2 separate regions of the Homo sapiens genome follow, and region 1 is linked to region 2. The links are chromatin loops, found by intact Hi-C in ENCODE. Cell type or tissue: heart right ventricle. All regions are shown on one strand.

What was found. A loop is a pair of places that touch in the nucleus more often than their neighbours do. Peaks named below come from ENCODE experiments on the same cell type or tissue, not always from the same donor. Only the 100,000 strongest peaks of a DNase experiment are listed, where the experiment ranks them.
Region 1: it touches region 2 in a loop (5-fold over the local background); 13 of 110 quality-filtered maps call a loop at or near these places.

What each region holds. Positions count from the first base shown.
Region 1 is chr9:33,327,065-33,332,064 of GRCh38, forward strand. NFX1 (nuclear transcription factor, X-box binding 1) reads left to right here. Exons shown (of 24, transcript NM_002504.6): 10 at 1,517-1,614. Among named protein-coding and RNA genes, the nearest start is that of NFX1, 39 kb to the left of the region's middle. In heart right ventricle, no CTCF peak of the experiment used is centred here; a DNase peak (open chromatin) is centred at 2,247; H3K27ac peaks cover 3,229 bases.
Region 2 is chr9:33,272,069-33,277,068 of GRCh38, forward strand. CHMP5 (charged multivesicular body protein 5) reads left to right here. Exons shown (of 8, transcript NM_016410.6): 6 at 4,388-4,496. Among named protein-coding and RNA genes, the nearest start is that of CHMP5, 9.5 kb to the left of the region's middle. In heart right ventricle, no CTCF peak of the experiment used is centred here; no DNase peak of the experiment used is centred here.

The sequences.
Region 1 (5,000 bases), 55 kb after region 2:
GGAGTATTAGAATAACAAAAAAGACATGAGACTTACAGAAAACTAAAAAAGACGAACATAAATCCAGCTATAACAGTAACATTAAATGTGAATGGATTGAGCAAAAGCAGATATTTTTGAGTTTTGATTTATTTATTTTTTATAGAGGTGGAATCTCACTCTATTTCCTGGGCTGATCCCGAACTCCTAGGCTCAAGCAGTCCTCCCACCTTGGCTTCTCAAAGTGCTGGGATTACAGGCATGAGCCACTGCACCCAGCCAAAAGCAGAAATTTTTTAGACTGGATTTAAAAAACAAGATCCAACTATATGCTCTCTTGAGATGGAGTCTTGCTCTGTTGCCCAGGCTGGAGTGCAGTGGCATGATCTTGGCTCACTGCAACCTCCGCCTCCCAGGTTCAAGCGATTCTCCTGCCTCAGCCTCCTGAGTCGCTGGGATTACAGGTGGGCGCCACCACGCCTGGCTAATTTTTTTGTATTTTTAGTAGAGACAGGGTTTCACCATGTTGGTCAGGCTGGTCTCAAACTCCTGACCTCATGATCTGCCCACCTCGGTCTCCCAAAGTGCTGGGATTACAGGCGTGAGCCACCGCACCAGGCCATGGAGACAATCTTTATAGTCAAAGATACAATGAGGCTGAAAGTTAAAGAATAGAAAAAGTACACCATGTAAACAGTAGCCATAAGAGACCCCAGGTGATCCCCATAGGGTCCTGGAAACAGGACTTGTCCTAAACCTAGTTTAGCAGCATGGATGCAGGCACCACCAGACATTCACAGAGCTCTAGTCAGTCAGACTGTGGATCATGGCTTCTGATTATTTATAATCCCCAGATGACTTTCAGAGTCGACAGCATTCCACTAAAGTCATCCATGGCTACAGTTTTAGGGAGATTCAAGTCTACACTGGAGATGTGGGGCCTGAGGAAAAAGAAGATTTATTCTGTGTTTTTGTTATTTGTTTTGAAACAGGGTCTTGCTCTGTCACCTAGACTGGAGTTCAGTGGTGCGATCACAGTTCACTGTAGCCTCAACGTCCCATGCTCAGGAGATTTTCCCACCTCAGACTCCTGAGTAGCTGGGACTGTAGGCCTGCATCACCACTCCTGGCTAATTTCTTGTTTTTGTGCTTTTTTTTTTTTTGGTAGACACAGGGTTTCACCATGTTCCCAGGTGATCTCGAGCTCCTGGGGTCAAGCGATCCTCCCACCTCAGCCTCTCAAAGTGCTGGAATTATAGGCATGAGCCACCACACTTGGCCTTTTTTTGACTTAGGCAAATCGTCGTATACTTTAAAGCATATTCCAGTGTCTAAGCTGGGCCCTGAAGTTGTCAGAAAAGGCCCAGTCTGCCAGATGAAGGGAAGATAGGGAAGAAGCATTGACTGCATACTTCCCTCAACTCTGATTCTGGAGTTGCAGGGCATGGAGGGGAAGACCAGTGTGGCTAGCAAATTTGGGAGTATGAAAATGAGTAGTTGCAGTTTTCATTTCCAGCTCTTTTCGTTTTTATTAAAGATTTCATTCATACCTGTGAAAAGCTCTGCCATGAAGGAGACTGTGGACCATGCTCTCGCACATCAGTTATTTCCTGCAGATGCTCTTTCAGAACAAAGGTAAATCCTAAACAATGCTAGAGTTGTTGCCATCAATGTTTTCTTTAAAATGGTGATTATGGGAGGGGAGGAATCAAAATAACCTCAGTAGATTAGGTATGGGAAGTGGTTGTGGCACTCAAGGTCCAGAGGCCTATAGTGGGATAAGGCAAATATACAGATCACTCTACCAAATACAGGTGTGATAGTCTGAAAAGGGGAACAGTAGCACTGTTGCAAGGAGTCAGCCAACTAAGAAGTTAGAGGAAACACAGTCCATATGACCACCCACTTGTGGCACCAACTTTTGATACCAATTGAAAGTTCAGTGGTCCCTAAGACCACCTGCGAGGCTTGATAATTTGATAAAAGGACTCACCGAACTTGCTGGTGGTTACACTCATGGTTAGAGCTTTACTACAAGGAGGTTACAGTTTTATTACAAGGAAAAGGATACAGATTAAATCAGCCAAGGGAAGAAGTATGTAGGACAGAGTCCAAAAAAATACCAAAGGTGGAACTTCATTTGTCCTTTCCCTGTGGAGTCAGGAAAGTATTACTCTCTCCGCTTCAGTGTGTGCCAGCATACATGGAATATTGCCAACCAGGAAAGTTCACCCAGACCTGTGTGTTCAGTTTTTATTGGTGCTCTATTGTGCAATCATAGTTGACTGCCCATGTGGCTAATCTCAGTCTCCAGTCTCTCCCGAGGTGTACCGATACCATGTGACCCAAAACCCCTGCCCTAAAACTATCCAGTGTGGCCAGCCTGCTCCTAAATCACGTAATTGGACTATCCAGTGACTCAAGACTCCAGGCAAACAATGACACTTATATCAGGCATGGCATTCCACTAGGCTTAGAGATTACCTCTCAGAAGCCAAGCACAAAGGCCAGACTCTCTTTAAGTAAGGTTTAATTCTTCACTGTACATCTGTTTTGTCAGTTTCTACTTTCTGGTGAAAGCCTGGATGGTTTTTATTTTTCTTTTTTTTTTTTTAATTTTATTTATTTATTTTGAGACAGAGTCTCACTCCATCACCCAGGATGGAGTGCAGAGGCGCAGTCTTGGCTCACTGCAGCCTCCACCTCCCAGATTCAAGTGATTCTTATGCCTTAGCCTCTGGAGTAGCTGGAATTACAGGTGCATGCCATCACACCCGGCTAATTTTTGTATTTTTAGTAGAGACGGGATTTTGCCATGTTGGCCAGGCTGGTCTCAAACTCCTGACCTCAAGTGATCCTCCTGCCTCAGCCTCCCAAAGTGCTGGGATTACAGGTGTGCACCACCACTCCTGGCTAATTTTTGTATTTTTAGTAGAGGTGGGGTTTCACCATGTTGGCCAGGCTGGTCTTGAACTCCTGACCTCAGGTAATCTACCCGCCTCAGCCTCCCAAAATGCTGGGATTACAGACGTGAGCCACTGTGCCCAGCCTACCTTGGATAGTTTTCATCAGACTTTATGTTATAAAAAGTCTTCGGGTGATTCAGCTTGGGGAACACACTGAGTGTTGATTTATCCTGCTCTTTGACCTACTTAGTCATTTTAGTGTATATCAACATTTGTCCCAGTAGAGTACAAGCCAGGGTGGAGACAGAATTGTGAACCGTTGGTTCTGTTAAACACAATGCAGGGTCTGGCAGCATCTGACTTGCGAATAATTCTGAGGATATAGTCCATAAATGGGAAGCTAGTTTAATAGGAAAACTTCAGAAAAAAGGGAAAAGTAGTATAATTTACATGTTACAAAAGTTGTGTAATCATATATGGGTTTTTTCCTGAAAGAAATTACAATATACATAGGATAACAGAGGCATTTTTGAATGTCAGGTATGGGACCACTTTTGTACTTTGTAAATACTGTATTAAAGACTGAGATGCTGTGATTTGGCAATCATAAATTTAGTAATGCCCAGAGATGCTCTTTGTGATCTGTGTGACTGAAAATTGTAAGCAGGGTTGGGACATGTAAGCTGGAAGTGGCTGCTGTCAGTTTTCTTCATTCTCCCACAATCCCTCTTTCTATCTCTACGTTTTCTTGCTTCTCATTGACTCTTTGTCCTCACTCCCTCTAATAGTGGACTCCATGGCAGTGAGTGTATTCTTGAAAAGCTATGTGTAAGTTGAATTTTTGCAAGTAGAAGTCCTTAAATTGCAGGAGGAGCTCACTGTCAATACAAACTCTGTTAAACCTGTTTGACAAAGTAAAAAAAAAACTCTTCAAAAAGCTGATAATTGGCTGGGTGTGGTGGCTCACGCCTGTAATCCCAGCACTTTGGGAGGCTGAGGTGGGCGGATCATGAGGTCAGGAGATTGAGACCATGGTGAAACCCCGTCTCTACTAAAAATACAAAAAATTAGCCAGGCACGGTGGTGGGCGCCTGTAGTCCCAGCTACTCGGGAGGCTGAGGCAGGAGAATGGTGTGAACCCAGGAAGTGGAGCTTGCAGTGAACCGAGATTGCACCACTGCGCTCCAGCCAGGGCAACAGAGCAAGACTGTCTCAAAAAAAAAATAAAAAAAATAAGCTGATAATTATCACCTCATTGTTTAACTAGATTTTTCATGAATATGGATTTTTCATGACATGGTTTTGGTAATGGAATGGGCTTTTCCACAGAAGTGAGTTTTCTAGATAAATAAAACATTTCTTAAAACTTCAAAGGTTGTTTTCATTTCATCACTTTGGTGGGATTCTGATAAATGTATGCTGTGTCTATGTCTTCATAAAGCATGCTATATTTAAGTCTTTATGGTAATTCATGTGCAGGAATTTATGGGAGTTCTGCCTTTCCTGACAATTGTAGATAACCACTCCTGCATATCATTTCTTCCATATAATCCAGTGTTCACTGATGGGAGCATTAACTCAGTTTCATGAGTCACTTTTGCTTTATATCTGTAGAGAGCATATAGGGAACTTTTTCATATCATCAATCCCAGACACCTCATTTTTTATCTGAAATGTATATTTTCCAGCCAAGAACCTTTTATTGCTTAGACTTCTTCACATCTGTTATCAACTTCAGTAGCTGCTTTTTTTTTTTTTTTCAGGATAATTTTTACGAAGAGGGGACTTTTAAAGTCATTTTTCTCATTTCTGAGTACATGGCAACCTGTAAATGACATCAAAGCCAAAATCAGATGTAGAAGCCGGGCAGCTAGCCAGACTCATTCTACCCCAAGTGACTGACTTCCTTCCCACACACCATCATCACTACACACGATTTTTAGGATCATGCCTTAGCAAAATTACGTGATAGACCTTTTAGACCACTCACATGTAGTGGAAACCAAACTTTAGAGGCCAAACCAAAGATCCTGCTTTATTTCACTTTGCTGTAGTTTTGTGATATTATCAGGTGTGCTCTGAAGTGTGTAGAGCCGTTTGTCCCTGCATTAAATG
Region 2 (5,000 bases):
TTTCTTATTGGAATTGGGTTTTGACCAGGGAGATGAGCCCTAAGAGCTTGGCAGCTCTCAGCTGTCAGATGAACAGCCCAGGTGGCAAGAAGAGATAGCAGAGGGAGTGAGTGGTGACTGGTCAGAGGAGAGAGGCTTCCTTTCTGCATATAAAATGGCGCTCTTGACCTTTACCCCCCTGACTAGAATGTCCATTTCCTTGAATGCAGGGACTTGATTTTGTTCACTACTGTGTCCCCAGTGCCCATAACAATGCCCTGCCATGGTTGGTGCTCAGAAAGTATTTGCTGGTTGATGAATCAGAGGCTATAAAGGGAGATAAAGCAAAAAAAAAAAAAAAAAGAGAGAAAGCAGTACAGCCTGATTCAAGCAGTGTTTGTTAAAATACCAGGCATTTTATTGCCTCTGCAAAGATATTCTCTCATAAAGCTGATCTTTAGTAAGAGTGAAGGCAGGCTGGGCATGGTGGCTCACTCCTGTAATCCCAGCACTTTGGGAGGCCGAGGCGGGTGGATCATGAGGTCAGGAGATCAAGACCATCCTGGCTAACACGGTGAAACCCTGTCTCTACCAAAAATACAAAAAATTAGCCGAGCATGGTGGTGTGTGCCTGTAGTCCCAGCTGTTCGGGAGGCTGAGGCAGGAGAATGGCAACCCGAGAGCAGAGCTTGCAGTGAGCCAAGATTGCGCCACTGCACTCCAGCCTGGGCGACAGAGCAAGACTCCGTCTCAAAAAAAAATAAAAGAGTGAAGGCATTCCTCCCCTCTCTTATTTTTTCAAGCATCCCTCTTAGGTTGCCTTTGTCTGTCTCTAATCCTCCACAAATGTTTGCATACATGGAATTAAACTTTGTGATACTCTCTAAGAGCTTCACTGATGAAAGTGTTCTGTATATGCTTGTCTTTTTTTGTTGTTGTTGTTGAGACAGAGTCTCGTTCTGTCACCAAGGCTGGAGTGCAGTGTGATCTCGGCTCACTGCAACCTCCGCCTCCTGGGTTCAAGCAATTCTCCTGCCTCAGCCTTCCAGATAGCTGGGATTACAGGTGCCTGCCACCACACCCAGCTAATTTTTGTATTTTTTTAGTAGAGATGGGGTTTCGCCATGTTGGCCAGGCTAGTCTCAAACTCCTGACCTCAAGTGATCCGCCCACCTCGGCCTCCCAAAGTGCTGGGATTACAGGTATGAGCCACCACTCCCAGCCATTTTTTTTTTTGTATAATATCATTTGCCATTAAAATATAATGAAATGCAATGGTATTTTCTGCTTTTAGGGTTCCTTGTGTTTTAATTAAAGCTATTTAATAGGAACAAAAGAGAAACTTTGGTCTTGGTGAATGCTTTGTATGTCTCTTCGTCTTTCACCTGTGGTTGTCTGTCTGTCTCCCTGCCTAATTATCCTTTTCCTGTCCTCCAATAGATTGCCAGCATGACAGGTGGAGAGCCCCTTTAACTCTTTTGGTGTGTATGTGTCTTTGGTTAGATCGAATTTTTTGGTCAGATTTATTTTCCTAAAATGCTTTACTTAGAAAATATTTTCATTGTTTTATAGCTTTAACTTTTTATTTTGCTGTTGTGTGTGTGTAGGTCTGTTTTTCTTCTGCTTTTTCAGTTGCTGCATATCACTTTGTCAATGTTCTTTTTAGCTTAGTGCTTTTTTTTTTTATATTGCTTTTGTTTGTTTATACAATAGAGAACCAGTTAATGGTTTGTGGGATAAATTTTTTCTGTGTCTATCCTGGAGTCTTGCTAGGAATCCTATTCATAGATGATCCGGGAAGATGTGTCTTGATGTGTAATACTATTGTATAAGCTTGACTTGATTAGCTTTCTCTATGTTATTTTCATTGTCTTTAATTATTACTCAGCCAGTGCTTCTCTGTGTAGCAGAGTGTTAAATATGCATATAATTTGGCAGTTTGGTACTTGGAAATACAGAAAATCAAAGTTTAAAAAAAAAATTTCCCCTCCATTTTACTACCCTTTTCACCTTTCACCTTTATGGGGGCCAGGAAGGAATTTTCTTTTTTCTTTTTTTTTTGCTGTTGCCTAGGCTGGATTATAGTGACTCAGTCTCAGCTCACCGCAACCTCTGCCTCCCAGGCTCAAGCCATCCTTCTACTTCAGTCTCCTGAGTAGCTGAGACTACAAGCATGCACCATGCCCAGCTAATTTTTGTATTTTTTTGTGGAGATGAGGTTTTGCCATGTTCCCCAGGTTGGTCCCAAACTCCTGAGCTCAAGTGATCCGCCCTCTTTTGCCTCCCAGAGTGCTTGGATTACAGGCATAAGCTACTGCACCCAGCAGAATTTTCAAATGTCTTGCATTGCTTTAGAAATTCTGAAGGATAAATGGTGCTGATTTGGTCCTTTTGCTTTATCAACACTAGTTCTGTTCCTGTCTGTGTGGAATTTTAGTATATGAAGAGTGTATTGTTGTTCCGCACATAATTAACACAGTAAAATATATATAGTATTAGGTGCTTAGTGTTTTACATATATTATTGCAATAAATCCTTACAATAACCCCAGTGAGATATGGCTATTTTATTTATTTATTTATTTTTGAAACAGAGTCTCGCTCTGTCGCCCAGGCTAGAGTGCGGTGGCGCGATCTCGGCTCACTGCAACCTCTGCCTCCTGGGTTCAAACGATTTTCCTGCCTCAGCCTCCCGGGTAGCTGGGATTACAGGCGCATGCCACCATGCCTGGCTAATTTTTTGTATTTTAGTAGAGATGGGGTTTCACCATGTTGCCCAGACTGGTTGCGAACTCCTGAGTTCAGGCAATCCACCCACTTTGGCCTCCTGAAGTGCTAGGATTACAGGCATGAGCCACCGCGCCTGGCCAGATATGGCTATTAATAATTCCATTTTACAGATGAGGAAAATAAGGCTTAGAGACATTACTTCTCATTGAGTAATGGCAAAATTGAACTTGGGTATATCTGACTCCAGAGTCTCACTCCTAACCATTATACCAGCTGCCCTTTGTTATGCTATACCACTTCTTAGATTGGTTTCATATTACAGTTTACCCTTGAACAGCAAATGCAGTTTGAACTGCACGAGTCACTTATATGCAGATATTTTTCAACCAAACGAGGATCGAAAATATAGTGTTTGCAGGATGCGAAACCACCCATATGGAGGACCAACTGGGGACTTGGGTGTGGGCAGATTTTGGTATAGACAGACATCCTGGAACCAATCCCTTGCGTGTACCAAGGGACAACTGCATTTTTAGCCTTGTAGTAATCTCCCAGTTAAGCACAGGTAGATTATTCACACAGGGTTTATGCCCTTGGTCCATTTTTTTCACCAGCCTTGTCTTGGCTGTGACACCTATCCTGATTCCCTTTCTGATTCTCCATCCAGGGTGGGCCCATGTACAACTCACTTTTTGTACCACTTCAGTTGTTTCTACTCTTGCCTCCTTTCTCTACACAGTGTAATCTGTCTTTCGCTGACTTGAGAAGAATAATTTGCTTGTCTCAGTAACCTCCCTGTCTTCATTAACTAGAAAATGATTGACAGTTTAGATCAAGATAATTGCTTGATTTAATGTTTCAAGTAAAACTTTCTGTAATAGTAGACAGCTGACAATCATCTATTCTCACATAGGACTTTGGGCTTCCATGAGGCACTTTAAAATCAAATCCAGCCGGGCACAGTAGCTCATGCCTATAATCCCAGCACTTTGGGAGGCTGAGGTGGGCAGATCACCTGAGGTCAGGAGTTTGAGACCAGCCTAACCAACATGGCAAAACCCCACCTCTACTGAAAATACAAAAATTAGCTAGGCGTGGTGGTGCACACTTGTAATGTCAGCTATTTGGAGGCTGAGGCAGGAGAATCACTTGAACCCGGGAAGTGAAGGTTGCAGTGAGCTGAGATTGCACCATTGCACTCCAGCCTGGGTGACAAAGCGAGACTCCATCTCAATAAATAAATAAATAAAGTAAAAAATAAAATGAGAGATCATCAATTCTATTCTTTAAGTTCACATTTTGCCACCAAAAATAGGCAAGGGATTATGTGGGTCAGTAACATTCATAATTATTGTTAGAGGAGGTCTTTGGGCTTATGGTTTTTAATTCTTTAAGCATTCTCTCATACTTTTAATTAGAAGGGATGTTTTAAGAGTTACTTGAACCTGTCCTTTAGAGGAGTGTCTGCTCAGTTGTTAACATTAAAAAATTGCTAGCCAAAGACTGGGATAGGGGAGGTGAACTAACAGTTGTTGAGAACTGTTTATGTGCTTGGCATTTTATATACATTATCTTTTTAAAAATTGCTCATGTCTAGATTCAAAGGAGAATGTAGGGGAAAAGGGTAGTTAAAAGAAAATGGTAAATGAGAGAAAATCCTCTCATATATATTTCCGTAGGATTTACAAGACCAGCTAGAGGATATGATGGAAGATGCAAATGAAATCCAAGAAGCACTGAGTCGCAGTTATGGCACCCCAGAACTGGATGAAGATGATTTAGAAGCAGGTAAGTTATGAGAAAAGTAATGTATATTTAGTTTTGGAGTCCAAAAGCAACAGCTGCCTGGGACCTTTTCTCAAATGCTAGTGAAAATTTCTATCAGGATTTCCTGAAGGTTAGTTTATGGTACTGTCCCTGGGCAAAGAGCTTGTGAGGCAGCCACATCAGATTGCATACTCCACCAACAACAGTGGGATGGATCAACTCTGAAGGAAGTCCAGGTACAGGCTGACCTGGTGCTTGGTATCTGTAAGTGTCCTCCACGTGGCCTTTCCTTGCTGTATTCCTTTTGATTTTGTTCTCACTATTTTCCTAGTTGGAGTCCTCTCCCTCAGAACAGCAAAACCAATTAAGAAACAATAATTAGGGCCAGGTGCCCTAATCCCAGCACTTTGGAAGGCCAAGGTAGGCGGATCCACTCAAGCCCAGGAGTTCGAGACCTGGCTGAGCAATATGGCGTCACCCCGTCTCTATAAAAAATACAAAAATTACCCAGGCATGGTGGTGTGC